Linked DNA regions of Homo sapiens: all the other regions are linked to region 3. Evidence: read pairs that join two places in POLR2A ChIA-PET (ENCODE). Cell type or tissue: endothelial cell of umbilical vein. All regions are shown on one strand. Links, peaks and the distances in the headings refer to the core of each region. The heading gives the core; the rest is flanking DNA.

The links. Peaks named below come from ENCODE experiments on the same cell type or tissue, not always from the same donor. Only the 100,000 strongest peaks of a DNase experiment are listed, where the experiment ranks them.
Region 1: POLR2A ChIA-PET joins it to region 3 with 5 read pairs; 3 of 35 experiments call an interaction of 5 or more read pairs at or near these places.
Region 2: POLR2A ChIA-PET joins it to region 3 with 5 read pairs; 2 of 35 experiments call an interaction of 5 or more read pairs at or near these places.

Annotation. Positions count from the first base shown.
Region 1 is chr18:57,816,937-57,822,934 of GRCh38, reverse strand. No RefSeq gene overlaps it. Among named protein-coding and RNA genes, the nearest start is that of ATP8B1, 17 kb to the right of the region's middle. In endothelial cell of umbilical vein, for the core only: no CTCF peak of the experiment used is centred there; a DNase peak (open chromatin) is centred at 2,714; H3K27ac peaks cover 2,097 bases.
Region 2 is chr18:58,223,985-58,229,982 of GRCh38, reverse strand. All of the region lies in intron 2 of NEDD4L (NEDD4 like E3 ubiquitin protein ligase), which reads right to left. Among named protein-coding and RNA genes, the nearest start is that of NEDD4L, 180 kb to the right of the region's middle. RefSeq lists an enhancer at 4,734-4,833. In endothelial cell of umbilical vein, for the core only: no CTCF peak of the experiment used is centred there; no DNase peak of the experiment used is centred there.
Region 3 is chr18:57,671,905-57,677,902 of GRCh38, reverse strand. ATP8B1 (ATPase phospholipid transporting 8B1) reads left to right here. Exons shown (of 28, transcript NM_001374385.1): 16 at 2,881-3,069. Among named protein-coding and RNA genes, the nearest start is that of ATP8B1-AS1, 45 kb to the right of the region's middle. In endothelial cell of umbilical vein, for the core only: no CTCF peak of the experiment used is centred there; a DNase peak (open chromatin) is centred at 2,782; H3K27ac peaks cover 1,556 bases.

The DNA of each region.
Region 1 (5,998 bases), core at 1,222-3,721, 150 kb before region 3:
AGGAAAAAGTGACCTCACCAAACAAACTAAATAAGGCACCGGGGCTAATCTTGGAGAGACAGAAATATGTGACCTTTCAGACGGATAATTGAAAATAGCTGTTTTGAAGAAACTCAAAGAAATTCAAGATCACACAGAGAATGAATTCAGAATCTTATCAGATAAATTTAACAAAGGAATTGAAATGATTAAAAAGAATCAAGCAGAAATGATGCCCCAGGAAATAAGTGTTCACTGAGATGAGAAAAGTGTGAAAACACTGAAGGGTTAGAAGAAAAGATAATCCAGATCTGTTGATCCCAACCTTGGCTGCACACTAGAATTACTTGAATTCTAATGTGAGCAGTTGTAAATCCTGATGCCTGGCCACACTAAACCAATCAAATCAGTAATTTTAAAACTCCACAGGTGATTCCAGTGTGCCTGCAGACTTGCCCACCACTGATCCAGAACAGCCCTCCACAAACCTTAACCTGCATATAAATCATTTTCATTTTTTTTTTTTTTGAGGCAGAGTATTGCTCTATCACCCAGGCTGGAGGGCCGTGGCACAATCTTGACTCACTGCAACTTCTGCCTCCAGGGTTTAAGTGATTCTCATGCCTCAGCCTCCTGAGTAGCTGGGATTATAGGTGTGCATCACCGCATCTAGCTAATTTTGATATTTTTAGTAGAGACAACATTTCACCATGTTGACCATGCTGGTCTCAAACTCCTGGCCTCAAATGCTCTTCCCACCTTGGCCTCCCAAAGTGCTGGAATTAGTGGCATGAGCCACCACACCTGGCCTAAGTCATTTGCATTTCTTTCTTTCTTTCCTTCCTTCCTTCCTTCTTTTGAGACAGCGTCTGGCTCTGTCTCCCAGGTTGGAGTGCAGTGGCTTGATCTCAGCTCACTGCAATCTCTGCCTCCTGCTCTCAAGCCATCTTCCCACCTCAGCCTCCTAAGTAGCTGGGATTACAGGCACATGCCACCACATCTGGCTAATTTTTATATATATATATATATTTGTTGTAGAGATGGGGTTTCGCTGTGTTGCCCAGGCTAGTCTTGAACTCCTGAGCTCAAGCAGTCTGCCAGCCTCGACCTCCCAAAGTGCTGGGATTGCAGCCATGAGCCCCCGCATCTGGCCAAGATGCCGCATGTCTAACAAGCTTCCAACTGCTGCTGCTCCTGGTCCAGGGACCATACTTTGAGGAACAAGCCTCAAGAAGGTAGGTGGCAGGCCAAATTGCAATTGATGAACAAGTAGCAGGATAGCAGGCAAGACTTTGAGAAGCATCTTCAGCACATTATTTTTTTATTGTGGGAAAATATACACAACACAAAATTTACCATCACAACCATTATTATTATTATTTTTTAATTTGAGATGGAGTTTTGCTCTTGTTGCCCAGGGTGGAGTGCAATGGTGCAGTCTTGGCTCACTGCAATCTCCACTTCCCAGGTTCAAGCTCCTGCCTCAGTCTCCCAAGTAGCTGGGATTACAGGCGCCCACCACTACACCCAGCTAATTTTTATATTTTTAGTAGAGACGAGGTTTCATCATGTTGGCCAGGCTGGTCTCGAACTCCTGACCTCAGGTGATCCATTCGCCTTGGCCTCCCAAAGTGCTGGGATTACAGGTGTGAGCCACTGCACTGGGCCTCATCTTAACCATTTTTAAGTATACAGTTCAATGACATTAAGTACAATCATGATTGTGCAACCATCACCACCATCCACCTCCAGAAATTTTTCATCTTCCCAAACAACAACTCTGTCCCCATTAAACACGAACTCCCTCTAACCCCTCTCTCTAGCCCAGCAGTCCCCAGTCTTTTTGGCACCAAGGACTGGTTTTGTGGAGGACAATTTTTCCACAAACCAGGGTGGGGGATGGTTTTGGGATGATTCAAGTGCATTACATTTATTGTGCACTTTGTTTCTATTATTATTACATTGTAATATATAATGAAATAATTATACAGCTCACCATAATGTAGAATCAGTGGGAGCCCTGAGCTTGTTTTCCTGCAACTAGATGGTCCCATCTGGGGGTGATGGGAGACAGTGACAGATCATCACTCTCATAAGGAGTGAACAACCTAGATCCCTTGCCTGTGCAGTTCACAGTAGGGTTTGTGGTCCTGTGAGAATCTAATGCTGCAGCTGATCTGACAGGAGGCGGAGCTCAGGCAGTAATGTGAGTGAGACTGGTACTGGTCTGTGGCCTGGGGGCTGGGGGCCTCTGCTCTAGCCTCTGGCAAACACCATTCTACATTCTGTCTCTATGAATTTAACTATTCTAGGGACCTCACAAAAGTGGAATTGTACAGTATTTATCCTTTTGCGACTGGCTTGTTTTACTTAGCATCATGTTCTCAAGGTTCATTCACATGTCAGAATTTCCTACCTGTTTAAGGCTGAATAATATTTCATTGTATACATAGATGCATTATTTTTGAGCAAATTTATCTCTGTAAGAAAAGTGATCAGCTGTTTTGATTATAAAAGAACATACCCAGGGTGCTTCAGAGCAAAGGGAATCTATTAAACAACACCAAAGTCACTTCCCTAAATGGGCTGTCCTTTGTAATATGAAGATGACCTCCTTCTAGGGGTTCTGATCCGCCATCCTTTTCCCGTTCAACGTCAGTCAGGAAGTTCCTGGTTATCAATGGCATAACACGTTAGTTAGCAAGTAGTCAGCTGCTGCACTGTGATGATGAAGCTCAAAGCTAAGCTGCTGGAATAGGGCCAGAGGGATGAGGTCACCAGTGAGCCTGGCTCTCATGCTCTCAGGTGACCTCAAAGTGACAGAGAAGCTTTCGGTGGAAACACCTCAGTGACAACTCTGGGGACAGCACTGGTAATCAGTTTTTCCTGGTAGAGGTACTGCCGCCTCAGAAAAAGGAGGAAAAATAAATCCCCCAAAGGAAACGAACAAGGAGTTCTTTGCTGGACTAAAATGAAAAGGTTGACACCCAAAAATAAAACAATGTGAGAACATTCCAAAGGAAATACCCGGTCTGCATTTAGAAACATGAGAACTTACTTCCAGCAAGCCAGTAAGAACCAAACTGACCACCTGTGGGGAGTTTTTTTTTTTTTTTTATGAGTCTCAAATATAAGGAAGCTTTCCCCAAGGTCCAATCCTGATACAATCTCACCACGATCCCTGCAGTCTGGGGTTGACTTCTTCCTTGGAGCATAAACTTTTTCCCTGTTGCTCTTTTTCTGTGCTTACTTGGCATTTGTGAAGAAGGACTTATCTAGTTAGCGCTTGAACAGGAGGGAATTTTCTGCTCTGTATTCCAGAAACAGCCTGGCAGGATCTTAGATCTGAGAATTCAATGGGTCTGGGATGGAATGCTTCCTCTGCTACTCAGTATCTTTAGACAAGTTATTTATTTATACTACCACAGTTTCATTTATCTCATTGGTAAAATGAAGCTGAAGATAACTTCCACATAGGATTATCATAACGATGACACAAGATAGTCTTTATAAAAGTGTCTGGTCAATTTTCAAAAAAAGACATTTATGCAACCAACAAACACATGAAAAACAGCTCAACATCACTGACCATTAGAGAAACGCAAAAGAAAACCACAATGAGATACCATCTCACACCAGTCAGAATGGTAATTGTTAACAAATCAAGAAACAACAGATGCTGGCGAGGCTGTGGAGAGATAGGAACACTTTTGTATTCTTGGTGGGGAAGTAAATTAGTTCAACCATTGTGGAAGACAGTGTGGTGAGTCCTCAAAGACTTAGAACTAGAAATACCATTTGACCCAGCAATCCCATTACTGGGTATATACCAAAAGGAATATAAATCATTCTATTATAAAGATACATGTGTGCATATGTTCACTGCAGCACTATTCACAATAGCAAAGACATGGAATCAACCCAAATGCCCATCAATGATAGACTGGATAAAGAAAATGTGGTACATATACACCATGGAATACTATGCAGCCATAAAAAGGAACGAGATCATGTCCTTTGCAGGGACATGGATGGAGCTGGAAGCCATTATCCTCAGCAAACTAACGCAGGAACAGAAAACCAAACACTGGGTGTTCTCACTTATAAGTGGGAGCTGAATAAAGAGAACACATGGACACAGAGGGGAACAACACACACCAGGGCCTGGTGGTGGGGCAGCAGTGCTGGGGCTTGGGGTGGGGGGGCAGGAGGAAGGAGATCATCATGGTAAATAGCGAATGCATGCTGGGCTTAATACCTAAGTGATGCGTTAACAGGTGCAGCAAACCACCATGGCACACATTTACCTATGTAACAAACCTGCACGTCCTGCACATGTATCCTGGAATTTAAAATAAAATTTTAAAAAACTAAAAAAATTAATCAATAAAAGTGTCTGGTTACAGGGCACACTATAAATGTTGGTATGGATGTCCTTTCTGTATTTCTAATCCAGGCACTGTTAGGTAGAGGGAAACCAATGATGAGCATAAGTAGACAATGCCCACCCTCAAAGAGCTTCCAGTGTAGAAGGGAGACAGAGTGGGAAAGGAACAGAGTGATATGAGAATTATGAGAGCTATGATGAGGCTCCTTTGGCAAAGGTTTCTCCTGGAAGAGACCACTGACCTGCAGCCTGGAAGGTAAACTGGCCTTAACCAGGTGAGCGATAAGGCCTGTTCCAGGCCAAGGCCTCAAGGTGGCAAGTGACAGTGTTTGAGAGAAGACAGGATAGCTGAAGCCAAAAGAGAGAAGTTGAAACAGAGTGGAGGGAAGTGCCAGACTGGGCAGAGTGTTGATAGCCATGCCAGGTAGCTTTGTCTTTATTCTAAGATCACGGGAAGTCCTTGGGGGCGGGCAGTCACTGTTGAAGGCTAACATTTCACTTTTGGAAAGCTCCTTGGTCCCAGAGACAGACGGTGGCAGACCGGGATGGTGATGATAGAGATGGAGACAAGAAGATGGATTGGGAGCTTTGGGGGCCATAAAACCATGGGTTTCACATGGTATTTGCTCTAGACGCATTTGGAGAATAAATTGACGAATAGGATTGATGACTGACCCAGACATCAGTCTGAGACACAGGAAAAGTGGTGTGTGTATAATTTGGCTATAACCAGGAATGAAGGAGTGTGCACAGCTTGAATGAGCCCCAAAAACATTCTGCTGCGTGGAAGACATCAGTGACAGTGACAAAGGACCATGTAAGTGATTCCATTTCTATGAGATGTTAAGAATAGGCAAAAACTATTGAGATAAAGGAAATCAGTGGTTGCCAGGGTTGGGGAAATTGAGGGGTGACAGCCAAAGGGTATGGGGTTTCCTCCTGAAGCGATGAAAATGTTTTAAAATTGATTGTGGTGATCATTGAGCAACCCTACGAATATACTAAAATCCATTGAATTGCACATTTTAGATAGGTGAATTGTGTGGTATATAAATTACCTCTTTCTCTCTTTTTTTAGCTATGTCCTACGGGAAGGAATAAATTATATCTCAATGAAACTGTTACCAAAATAAGTCACATGGGGAGAAGAGTGTGAGAAGAAGGCTCATGGTCATGGGTACTGCTGCTCACTGCCTGAATAGTCCAGTGGGCCTGACCCCCAGGGTGGTGAGGTGGGTATTTCCTAACTCAGCATCCTCCCTGGCCCTTAATCCCACTCCCTGATGTTGGCCCTGACTCCTTCCAGAGCAAATGAGATGGTTCTGTCTTCAGACTTCCAGGAAAGGAAAAGAGAGGACAGTGTATTCTTTTTTTTTAAATTAATTAATTAATTAATTAACTAATTCTTTTTTTTGAGACAGAGTCTCGCTCTGTCACCCAGGCTGGAGGGCAATGGCGTGATCTTGGCTCACTCTGACCCCCACCTCCCAGCTTCAAGTGATTCTCCTGCCTCAGCCTCCCGAGTAGCTGGGATTATAGGCATGTGCCACCATGCCTGGCTGACTGTTTTTGTATTTTTTAGTAGAGATGGGGTTTCGCCATATTGGCCAGGCTGGTCTCGAACTCCCAACC
Region 2 (5,998 bases), core at 1,590-4,089, 550 kb before region 3:
GAGTCTCACTCTGTCGCCCAGGCTGGAATGCAGTGGCACGATCTCGGCTCACTGCAACCTCCGCCTCCTGGGTTCAAGGGATTCTCTTGCCTCAGCCTCCGAGTAGCTGGGACTACAGGTGCCCGCCACCACGCCCAGCTAATTTTTGTATTTTTAGTAGAGACGGGGTTTCACCATATTGGCCAGGATAGTCTTGATCTCCTGACCTCACGATCCGCCCGCCTCGGCCTCCCAAAGTGTTGGGCTTACAGGCATGAGCCACCGCGCCCAGCCGAAAAAGCTGTCTTTAAATGAAGTTGTATAAGCCTCAATCTAGATATGAATCTTCACATACAAAATAAACTATTAAACAGCTCTCAATAACAAGGATTGAGAAAACATTCATTGTGATTAACCTCAAATTTTTGTGCAGCTGACGTGGAATGAGATAATATTAAAGAGCAATGACAATTATATTAAGTACTGCCACTTGGGGATACAGCGAGCATTAGCACAAACAGAGACATGAGCTCCCCCCCAGCTAGGTTATTAGGGGACAAAATGTGTGATAGATCACCGCAGGCAATGTGAGAGTGCACAGGGACTTTGTTACCGTGCCATCTGCTATGCTGGGGCAGCAGTTTGAAACCTGAGCAACTAATGTCCCGGGAGCATGCCTACCTGCAGCGTGGCTCCTTACAAATGAGCCCAAGTCCTAACCAGACATGTGCCATCTCAATGTAAGAAATGGCATTTGTGTGGAAACAACTATGTATTCTAGCCAAATATCACTAATGAATTGCTAATGACATTGACACTGTATATATTCTGCAGTCCATAATTCTGAAAAAGTTCTAAAAGGTAAATAGGTCCTATAAAAAACACCAAAGGAAAAGGGAAAAAAATCACCCTCTTCCATGGTTAGCAAAGTCGTTTTACCGCAGAGCAGTGTTCTAGCACTTCACGTGCACAGGGATTGCCTGGGATCTGGTTAAAATGTAGTCTGATTGGGTAGTTGTGAGCCGCGCCTCGAGAATCTGCATTTCTAACAAGCTCCCTGGTGATGCCAGTACAGCTGGTGGGAGTAGCAAGACTCTAAAGAAGCTCAAATACCACTCACTTTGCAAAGAATTCCAAGTGTGGAAGAGTGCATGGGCTTTCCCATAAAGAACTGAGACTTTAGGAATATCAAGTTGTATGTGGATACTCCCCAACGCTCATCCTGGGCCTCTTTTCACACTGCAGCTTTCCTTGGAGGGGGCTCACACCCTGCCTCCACACAGACCTCCCTGACTATTAAAGGCCAGGACCTCAGGCTTGAGCACCAGGCAAGCAAATGAGGGCCCCCTCCGGCCATCCCAACCTCACTGATTAAGCACCTTGAGGAGAAAATTCACGGAAAGTCCCAACCTCGCCTTTTCCGTATCTTGTCAATGCAGCCAAATTATTAATCAAATAGCCTATGCCTCACCCACTCTGCACTGGTTCTTTGTAACCTACAACGAACTATTGTGGCATACACGGTCTGCCCAGCTCTGGCCCTATTCCATGTGCCTTATACATGTCACCAAGTGGAGTGACTATGACTTTTAGTTCTCAGAGCACAGCATGCTTTCTCCTCTGCTAGAAATGTCCTGCCCCCCACCTGGCATGCACGTAACGTTAAAACAAGCTCCAGTGCCTCTGGGAAGGCTTCCTGGCCCTCAAGCTCCACTCCTGTTGGCAGAAGCCTATCAGTAGCGCAGTTGTTTACTTATGTGTCCATTTCTGCTATTGGTCTGGAAGCTCCTTGCGAACAGGGCCATGCCTTGGTCACTTGTGTGCATCACATTCCAGTCACACAGTGGGTCTGCAACAAAGGTTGCTTTACAGGGCACTGAGATGGCCCTAGGGTAGGTTAGGCAAATGGGACATGGGGGTAATGGCTGGAGTGGGGTAGGGTAAATCTTGAGATTTATGGTAAGTAGATACTGGAAAATATCTGTCCATCGTGAAGCATACACTTTTCACATGCTGGGCAAGAGCCAGCTCTATTATTTTAAGGTGTAATACTGCTCAAATTTGGGGTAAATTGGATAGAAATAAAATAGCCTTACTTGCTATTATCAGACTCACACTTGGTTATTTTTCTGATGTCACGACCAAAAAAAAGTTCAACAGCAATGGAGCAGAAGCTGAAAGAGAAGGATAATCTGCTCTTAGGGAGTTTGAACAAGAGGCAATTAATAAAGGATTAAGCTAAGTAAAACCACAGCAGAACACGTAACTGCAGCATGTTGAACACTGAAAACCAGAGGGGCAATTAGGTAGGAAAAACCCACAGTGGGTAAAACACTCACTGGGTCAATGAACAACAGTAGGAACTTCGCGAGGCTAATCCCTTGTGGACAGACCTCTTTCTAGAAGAGAAGCAAGGAAAGCAGACTCCAGCCCTTAGACAGAGCATGCAGGGACGTCTGGTAATTCGACTGACCGCACAGTCCTAAGAATCACCCAGCGAATTCCATTTTACTAATGTGTAAAGGTGGGATGAGGTGACCTGCAGACAACTCACCTCCAAATACTGACAGCTCAGAAGAAACCACAGCCTCCACACTGACCAAAATCACGATCAGGAGGTCCTTCAGGACACCCCCAGGAAGACTGCCTGGAGACTCCCTCACACAGACCCTCCTAAGTCTCCGGGGTCTGCTTTTTTCTCCCATTTCTTCATTCAACAAGTTGTCACTGGCACCACTACATGTCTGGCATGGTTGTTTTAGGCACCTGAGATATGCCAGTGAAGAAAACAGACAAAACGCTCTACCTCTGCGGAGCCTACATTTTACCAAGGGGAGACAGGTAGCAAACAATCCAGAATAAATTACTAAAGTTCACAGTGTTAGAAGATGATAAAAACTAAAGAGACAAGAAGCACAGCAAGGAGGACTGATGTGGGGACGTGGAGGCAGATACAGGCTGCAGGGTAGGCAGCTTTCTGATTTTGTGATATCTGTGAGTAGCCACTTGAAGGAAATTAATATCGTTCACTGGAGAGGCAGACTCTAACAAAAATATAACAATTGCATATTTGACAAAGATCAGGTTTTTTTTTTTAACGGATGGCTTGGTTGATTTGATCTAGGGTAACACAGCGGCATCACAGAGGGCATGCGCTCTGGAGTCTGACACACCCTGGTTTGTTTTCTAGCTCTGCCATGTGCAACTAAAAACAACTGGATGTCATCTCTGTCAGCTGTAGCAGTGAGGCCTCATGAGATGAGAGGTTTGTACACCCTCTAGCACAGTGCCCAGCACTTGGTGAGCCGAGGCTATTAGCACTGCTCAGACTTAAGACCACAGTAGGTCCCAAAGCCTTCCCTGTCCCCAGGCACAACACAGGAACTCATGCCCCTGCTCACTTGAGAAGCTCAGAAAAGACAGAAAAGCTTTAAGAAATTTAGGAAGTAATAGAATGGTCTCATGACTGTGTTGCTCTGCATATGCGTTCACATTCGTCCCTCCCCCTCAGTATTTATCCTTTAGTTGCAAAACATCATTTGCCAGGCCTGGTTTGATGGATTACTATAATCAATTTTGACTTGGGGGTCAGGGGAGAAAACATAGAGCTCTGCTATTGGAGGTCACTTAATTTAACACAATTGCATTTGGCAAATGACAAAGCTGGGAGATAAAGGGCACTTTTGCCTTCAATGGTGCAGCCTCAAGTTCAGGCCTTTACTTCTAAGTCTAAACTACTATACCTCTTAGAGGGCAGAATAATTAATTCTCTCTGAGGATATTCCATAGGCGTGGATATTCCTAGTTTCCAATATTGATTAGATGAGAAGAGACTTGAGTATCTTTGATGAGTGGAAATATTTTTTTCCAGGAAATATCCATTCATTCTGCTCCAAGATCAATGGCCACTTACCCTTCTATACATAAGAGTTTATAGCTTTCTATGATAATGATGTTTCTAAAGATTTCTAAAGGTTGGTTTTCTTGTTTTCTTTTAACCACTAACCTAGTGTCAGCCGCAACTTCCATATTAACTGCAAGTAGACACACTGGAAAATGTTAGGAGATACCATGGCAGAAGAAAACAAAACTGTGCTGTTTTATAAAAGATCATCCACCCATGTAATTGTGATGGCCTTACCCTGATTTCTTTATGTCCCTCAACACTACTACTAATTCTATTATCAGTTGACTTGGCTATTATGGGTCTCCTCCACCAGGCTGAAGTTCCCTGCAAGCAGAGAGGTAGGTGGTCACAGATGGCTGTGCAGGCCACTGGCTCCGGACCTAATAATGTGCCCTTGGCCTCTTCTATTTGCACTGGTATCTCGAGCAGTGGTCCCTGATGGGCTTGGTACATATTTGCTGAATAAATGAATTTCACCTTAAGGTTGGGAGGCCACTTAGACTCTAACTGGTGCATTTGCCATTTGGGAGCTTGCAAGCTGTATTTTACCTTGCCCACACTTCTCCCCTTTCTTAAAAAATAAGAAGCAAAGCCAAATATAGATGTGCGCAAGCATAACAAAAAGGAAATTTAATTGTGAAGCGGATAAAACCCAGCATCAGGCAGATGAAGCGGCTGGGGCTGCTCCCTGCCCAAGGCGGGACAGTGGGTTCCCCGCCCACATTGCTGAGCTGAATCTCACTGTTGAGTTTCTGGGGTTTTTTCCCTAACCTGGTTATTGCTAAACTGAGATGCTGGCTTTGTCATCAAAGCTTTCAGTTCTGTGTCATGCTCAAGATCAACTTTTAATGGCAATATCTCTAAAAAGGGATAAATGCATCATCTCTCCAGGGACCTGCAGTTCCACACGGGTGACAGGGCCCTGACTGTGTCTTGTCTTCTCATTCTCTTCCCCCCCAATACCCCTTTCTCTCTGACATTTGTACTCTTCAGCTTTCATAATATTTCAAGCTAAGTGACTTTTTTTTCCAGACACAGAGCATTCCTCTGCCATACACACAGAGAAACCACTCACCTGGAGTGGGTGGCCCCTATCAATAAACAAATAATTTAAAGAAAATAAATTTTTTTAAACCAAAATTAAGGGGCATTTTCCCAATCTGATCACCATCCTCATTCAGACCAATGCTTCAAGACTGTTAAAGTACATATTTAAATATAAATAAACAAATCAAGTGAAAACAAAAGTAACAGGAAAAGAACAATCTGACTTAAGGAAAAAATGTAGCTCAACAAAAACAGACAAGTGAAAGGGAGAAGGAGTGCCCCTCAATGTCTAGCACAAGAGACACTTAGGAAATATTTGGTAACTGACTAAAAGAATAAAGAGAAGACAACTTGTTTTCAAGTAATGAACAGGACAAGTGACTTAAATAGCCTTTTGAATGAGTTAAGCTAAATAGTTATACAAATATAATACCACACAGGACGGTGCCCAAAGAGAACAAATTCCTTTCAGATAGATCACTCACTGATTAACCTCAGGTACAGTTATGGCCCTGAAAACCTCAACAAAACAGGGCAAGAGAGAAAAAGTGGAGTATATCAAAATGCCTTAAAGCCTGCCACGCCATTTCCTCTAATGAAGTTAGAGACTTCCTTCCAGTGTCAAGCCTGTCAACTCAGCATGGCAGATCTCGGCCAAAATAAACTCCTGGACCCAGTTAATTGAGCTAAAAGGAGTCAAACCCCAGCACTGGCAAAGGCTCAAAGATCACACCCCCAGGACTCTCAATGGCTTCTGCCCAAGAATCTATGACCAAATGACCTCTGATAACGTGACAGGGTTTCCAGTCACTGACCTTAGTCAGAGGAGGCTGTTTATAATTGCATGTGATCCTCTTGCCTGCTGCAGGCCAGATGAGTAATCGTGAAGTGAACAAGACAGCTTACATCACTGAAAGCGGTGCGTTTTCCATGTATTCTACGGAACTCCACTGAGTCCACTGGACTCCCGGATCTCTATTTCCACTTAGTCTGAAGGGCAGGGGGCTCTTGGCAGGAAGCGCCCAAGTCCTCCCTGTGGCCCCTGTGGGAGGGAATCTGGGTACC
Region 3 (5,998 bases), core at 1,791-4,290:
TTGTGGGAACTTTACCACTTTTTATTATTTTGTTCCTTTTCTCTGCTGGAAATGCGTTTGCTGTCAATATTATGCCATATATCGCTGTGCCAACTTAAGTTGCCGAAGGGAAAGGCTTTGTTCTCACCGCTGCTGATTTGTCTCTGGTTAAATAGTTTGCCCTCTAGCATTTGTATATGATTGCTAGATGGCCGGATTTAGGAAGTGCGTTTATAGCTTCTAGTGAATGACTTTCTGAGTGAACAAATACAGAGAGACCCTAAGTGTCATCTTTAATTATTAATTAGGAAGTGATTAATATTGACTTAAAAAGTGAATCCTCTGAGCCAATTGTGAAGGAAGGAAGGAAGGTGTGTTTAGCTCTCTCTGCCACCGTTACCCCAGAGCACCAACCATTCCAAGTGAGGCTGCTCATGCATCTGTGGCCTTCATCCTGGTCAAAGTATTTTGGAAAACTAAATGCTCTTTCTGTCCAAAGTCATCTGGCCACGGAAATGCTTTTCCTTCTATTTTGAGACAAAATAACTAGAGTAGAAAAATAGAAGATCTTGGGTAGGCAGAGTATTTTTTAAACTTTTTATTGAAGTACAACATGTGTATACAGAGATATGTACGTATCATAAGTATATAACTCAATGAATTTTCACAAACCAATACTCTTGTAATGAGCACCCAGATTTTTAAAAAAGAACATTATCAATCCCCCTAGAATTCCCTTTACATTCCTTTCCAGTGATTACAAGAAAAGTACTTTCCTGACTACGAATAACACAGGTTAGCTCTGTCAGTTTTTTGGCTTATTTCAGTGGAATCATGTAGCATATGTACTCTTTTGTGTATCTGGCTGTGAGATTTATTCCTCTTCTTATTGGTTTTTTCTTTTTTCCTAAAAGAGACTGCATCTTGCTCTGTCAGCCAGGCTGGAGTGCAGTGGAATATCAAAGCTCACTGTAACCTCACACTCCTGGGCTCAAGTGATCCTCCTGCCTCAGCCTCCTGAATAGTTGCAATTATAGGCACGTGCCACTGAACCTAGCTTATTCTTATTGTTGAAATGTAGTTGTGAATAGAAGACAATTTTCCATTATTTAACTTTTAAACATTAAGATATCGGATAGTGATCAAACTAAGGTTGGTTGGTTTGTTTCAACTTTTCTTTCTTTCTTTTTTTTTTTTTTTTTTTTTGAAATGGAGTCTCGGTCTGTCACCAGGGTGGAGTGCAGTGGCGAGATCTCGGCTCACTGCAACCTCCACCTTCTGGGTTCAAGTGATTCTCCTGCCTCAGCCTCCCGAGTAGCTGGAACTATAGGCACGTGCCACCATGCCTGGCTAATTTTCTGTGTTTTTAGTAGAGACAGAGTTTCACTGTGTTAGCCAGGATGGTCTCCATCTCCTGACCTCATGATCTACCTGCCTCAGCCTCCCAAATTGCTGGGATTACAGGCGTGAGCCACTGCACCCAGCCTGTGTGGTTTTTTTTTCTTTTTTTTTTTAATAAGGAGAATATAGCTATGGTAAAGAAAAAATAGCCTGGGCAACATGGTGAGATCCTGTCTCTACAAAAAATACAAACATTAGCTGGGCGTGGTGATGTGCGCCTATAGTCCCAACTACTCAGGAAGCTGAGGTGGGAGGATCACTTGCGCCTGAAGCGATCAAGGCTGCAGTGAGCTGAGATGGTGCCACTGCACTCCAGCCTTGGTGCCAGAGTAAGACTGTCTCAAAAAAACAAAAAAGAAAGAAAGAAAGAAAACATACTTTTTTAGAGGGAAGATAAACTGGTACAACCTTCTTGGAAAACAAATTAGTATTGTATACCAATGAGTTTTAAAATTATCAGTGTTCTCTGGCTCAGTATTTTCCTAATAGGAATCTGCTCTTAGAAAATAAGCCAGGGGCCCAGGGGCAGTGGCTCATGCCTGTAATCCGAACACTTTAGGGACTGAGGCAGGCGAATCACTTGAGTCCAGGAGTTTGAGACCAGCCTGAGCAACATGGTGAAACCCCGTCTCTACAAAAAATACAAAAAATTAGCCAGGTGTGGTGGCGTGTACCAGTAATCCCAGCTACATGGGAAGATGAGGTAGGAGGATCACTGAGCCTGGGGAGATTGAGGCTTCAGTGAGCCATGATCGTGCCACTGCACTGCAACCTGGGCAACACGGTGAGACCCTGTTTCAGAAAAACAAGAAAGAAAGAGAATAAGCCAGGTGAGGTGACATGAGCCTGTAGCCCTAGCGACTCATTAGGCTGAGGCAGAAGGATCACTTGGGCCCCGGAGATCAAGAGCAGCCTGGACAACATAGGGAGACCTCTGTCTCTAAAAAGAAAAAAGAAACAGAAAAATCTTTACACACATACAAAAGGGTTATTAAAGTGTGACTTTTTGAGAGTAAAAAAATTTGGAAATTAAGTGTCTGTAATGGGAAAATGATAACATATTTACATTTGTTCAAATGTTTATAAAGAATTTAAAAAGGGATGGCAATATGCTCAGATACAGCATTAAAATAATCAGGATGTAAATGTATATTCAGCTTGATAGAAACAATTTCAGATACAGACATTTTAAAAGGCACTGGAGGGAATGATAAAATGTCAACACCTGTTGTTTCTCCTGTGGATGGTGGGATTATGGGAATTTTCCCTCATTCTCCACCAATGTTTCTTTTTTAGTTTATATTACTGTTTATAAGTCAAGATAAAACAAAGAAGTTTTAATCTTGGCATAACCCTTCCAAGTCAATGACTCGTTTTCCTGGGGATGTTTTGGGCTTTGCAGCCCATCTGACCCCCACAGGAGCCTCAGCAGAGGCCTCAACAATGAGCTCTGCATTTGTTTTTACAGCTTTTCTGGGATTTCTCTCGCTTCCTTGTTAGGTCAGCTCAACTACCAGGCAGCCTCTCCCGATGAAGGTGCCCTGGTAAACGCTGCCAGGAACTTTGGCTTTGCCTTCCTCGCCAGGACCCAGAACACCATCACCATCAGTGAACTGGGCACTGAAAGGACTTACAATGTTCTTGCCATTTTGGACTTCAACAGTGACCGGAAGCGAATGTCTATCATTGGTAAGTCCCCCTCAGAGTCTGTCTATGAATCGCTCATTTAGATGTTGCTTGTGCCCATTGTATTGAGTGGCATCAGGATAAAGCAGCCAGTGAAAGAGCTACTTGGCTCCTGGGAGATTTCTGCAGCTTTACTGAAACTGGTATTGTTGGCTGGGCGTGGTGGCTCACGCCTGTAATCCCAGCACTTTGGGAGGCCGAGGCGGGTGGATCACGAGGTCAGGAGATCGAGACCATCCTGGCTAACACGGTGAAACCCCGTCTCTACTAAAAATACAAAAAAAATTAGCCGGGCGTGGTGGCTGGCACCTGTAGTCCCAGCCACTCGGGAGGCTGAGACAGGAGAATGGCGTGAACCCGGGAGGCAGAGCTTGCAGTGAGCCGACATCGCGCCACTGCATTCCAGCCTGGGCGATAAAGCAAGACTCCGTCTCAAAAAAAAAAAAAAAAGAAACTGGTATTGTTTTCTTCATTCTTCACTGTGTTCCCTACTCAAAGGGGTAGCCACAGTATCTCTGAATCTTGCAAATGCTGCTGACGTTCTTTTTTAATCCCTCTCTTTTTTTTCTTTTCTTTTCTTTTTTTTTTTTTTTTTGAGATGGAGTCTTGCTCCGTCACCCAGGAGTGCAGTGGTGCGATCTCAGGTCACTGCAACCTCCGCCTCCCAGGTTCAAGCGAGTCTCCTGCCTCAGCCTCCTGAGTAGCTGGGATTACAGCTGCTGACATTCTTTAACCACGTGGGCTGCCAGATGCTGAATCTGGGGCAGCAGGTGGAACATTTCTGAAGCAGCAGGTAGACATTTGTAGCAGTCTTTTATTTTAAACAACACATGCTCTTTTATTTTTTGAGCACCTCTGAGTGCTCTCTTCTGTACTTGATGGCAGGGAAGGGAGGACTCAGCAGGAAAAGATTTCTGAGAAAAGCAAAGCTATGCTTATGAATCAAAATCATATCTGCAATGCAGGCACATAACAGACCACCAAGTGAAGATGAAAATCACTTCCTACCACTGAACTGCTTTAAATTCGTAATTTGAAATAATCTCAAACTTATAGAAAAGTTACAAGAATGGTTTAAAGAGCCCTCATACTCTTCCATATCCACCAATTGTTAACATAATGAAATTTCATTTACATATCTCTATATATAGATCTAATATATATCTAATTATATATATGTAATTTCATTATATATACCTATATATATACACACATATATATGTACACACACATACATACAGGTTATTGTTTTCTGAACCATTTGAGAGTAAATTGCGTTAGAAGGAGCAAGATTACATGATAAAAAAAGAAAATAAAAATATAAAAAAGAGAATAAATTGCAGGCCTAATGTCCCTTTCCCCTAAATACTGTACTATATACCATAGTAGGTATTTCCTAAGAACAGAAGCACTCACTTATATATACAGTGCAATGTTCAGAACCAGAAAATTTAACACAGTACAATATTATCTAATCAATAGACTTTATCAGATTTTACCAGGGAGGTTCATTCTTTGTTTTTCTGGTCCAGGATCCAATCTAAGATCACAGGTTATATTAGGTGATCATGACTCTGAGTCAAGGACGGTTCAATCTCTTTTTGATCTTTCATCCATTGATATTTTTAAAAAGCACAGGCTGGTTATTTTATAGGCTATCCCTCCATTTGCGTTTGTCTGATGTTCCCTCATGATTAGAGCTAGGTTACACATTGTTGGCAGGAAGAGTCCGTAAGTGATGCTGTGCTTTTCTTTAAGTATCACATCAGAAGGTGTATACACACACACACATTTATATTTATATATATATACATATATTTATATATGTATATTTATATATACATGTATTTATATATGTGTGTATATATGTAGATATATGTATGTATATATGTGTATATACATGTTATATATATATATATATATATATATATATATATATATATATATATACTTTTTTTTTTTTTTTTTTTGAGACAGAGTTTCACTCTTGCTGCCCAGGCTGAAGTGCAATGGTGCTATCTCGGCTCACTGCAACCTCTACCTCCCTGGTTCAAGTGATTCTCCTGCCTCAGCCTTCTGAGTAGCTGGGATTACAGGCATGTGCCACCATGCCTGGTTAATTTTGTATTTTTAGTAGAAACAAGGTTTCTCCATGTTGGTCAGGCTGGTCTCCAACTGCCGACCTCAGGTGACTGGCCCGCCTTGGCCTCCCAGAGTGCTGGGATTACAGGCGTGAGCCACCCTGCCTAGCCAGAAGGTATATATTATTGGTTTGTCTCATTAATGGGGATGTTAACTTTGATCACTTGGTTAAGGTGGTATCTACAAGCCTTCTCCACTATGATTGAATTTTTAACCAATAAAAATATACAGGTTTAACTATTACACCCTCCTTAGGCACACTTACTGAACGCTTTCTGTGTCCCTTACACAGATCTAGACTGATTATCATGCTTGCCATCTACCTTGATTTAAAATCTGGTTAACAGTGAGGGATGTATTACAATTATTGCATTAATCAAAAAACCCAAAAAAAATGGTCATTAGGAGTGGTGTTGTGGTCGAAGTATTAAAAGCAGTAAGTGTTGTGAGTTCATAGGTGAGAAACTACCTGTTGGTTGGATGGAGAAAAAGTCTACAAAAGAAAGTAACTAGAACATGGCATAGCACATGGTAGGGAGTCAGTAAATATTTGTTGGAAGAATAACTGAGGTTATAAAAAACAGAGCTGACTGTGAAGGAATCTTTTTATATTTATTTCACTATTACATTCAATGTAGATAATGACTTACCAGTTTTGTTGAAGGCAACACTTTTCTAGAGGAACTGATGGTTTTAAGCTAACAGTGAATTATGAGATAGTAACATTTCAAATTAACTTTATAAATGTAGTTTTCTATTAAAAAATCAAACTTAGCTGGGTGTGGTAACT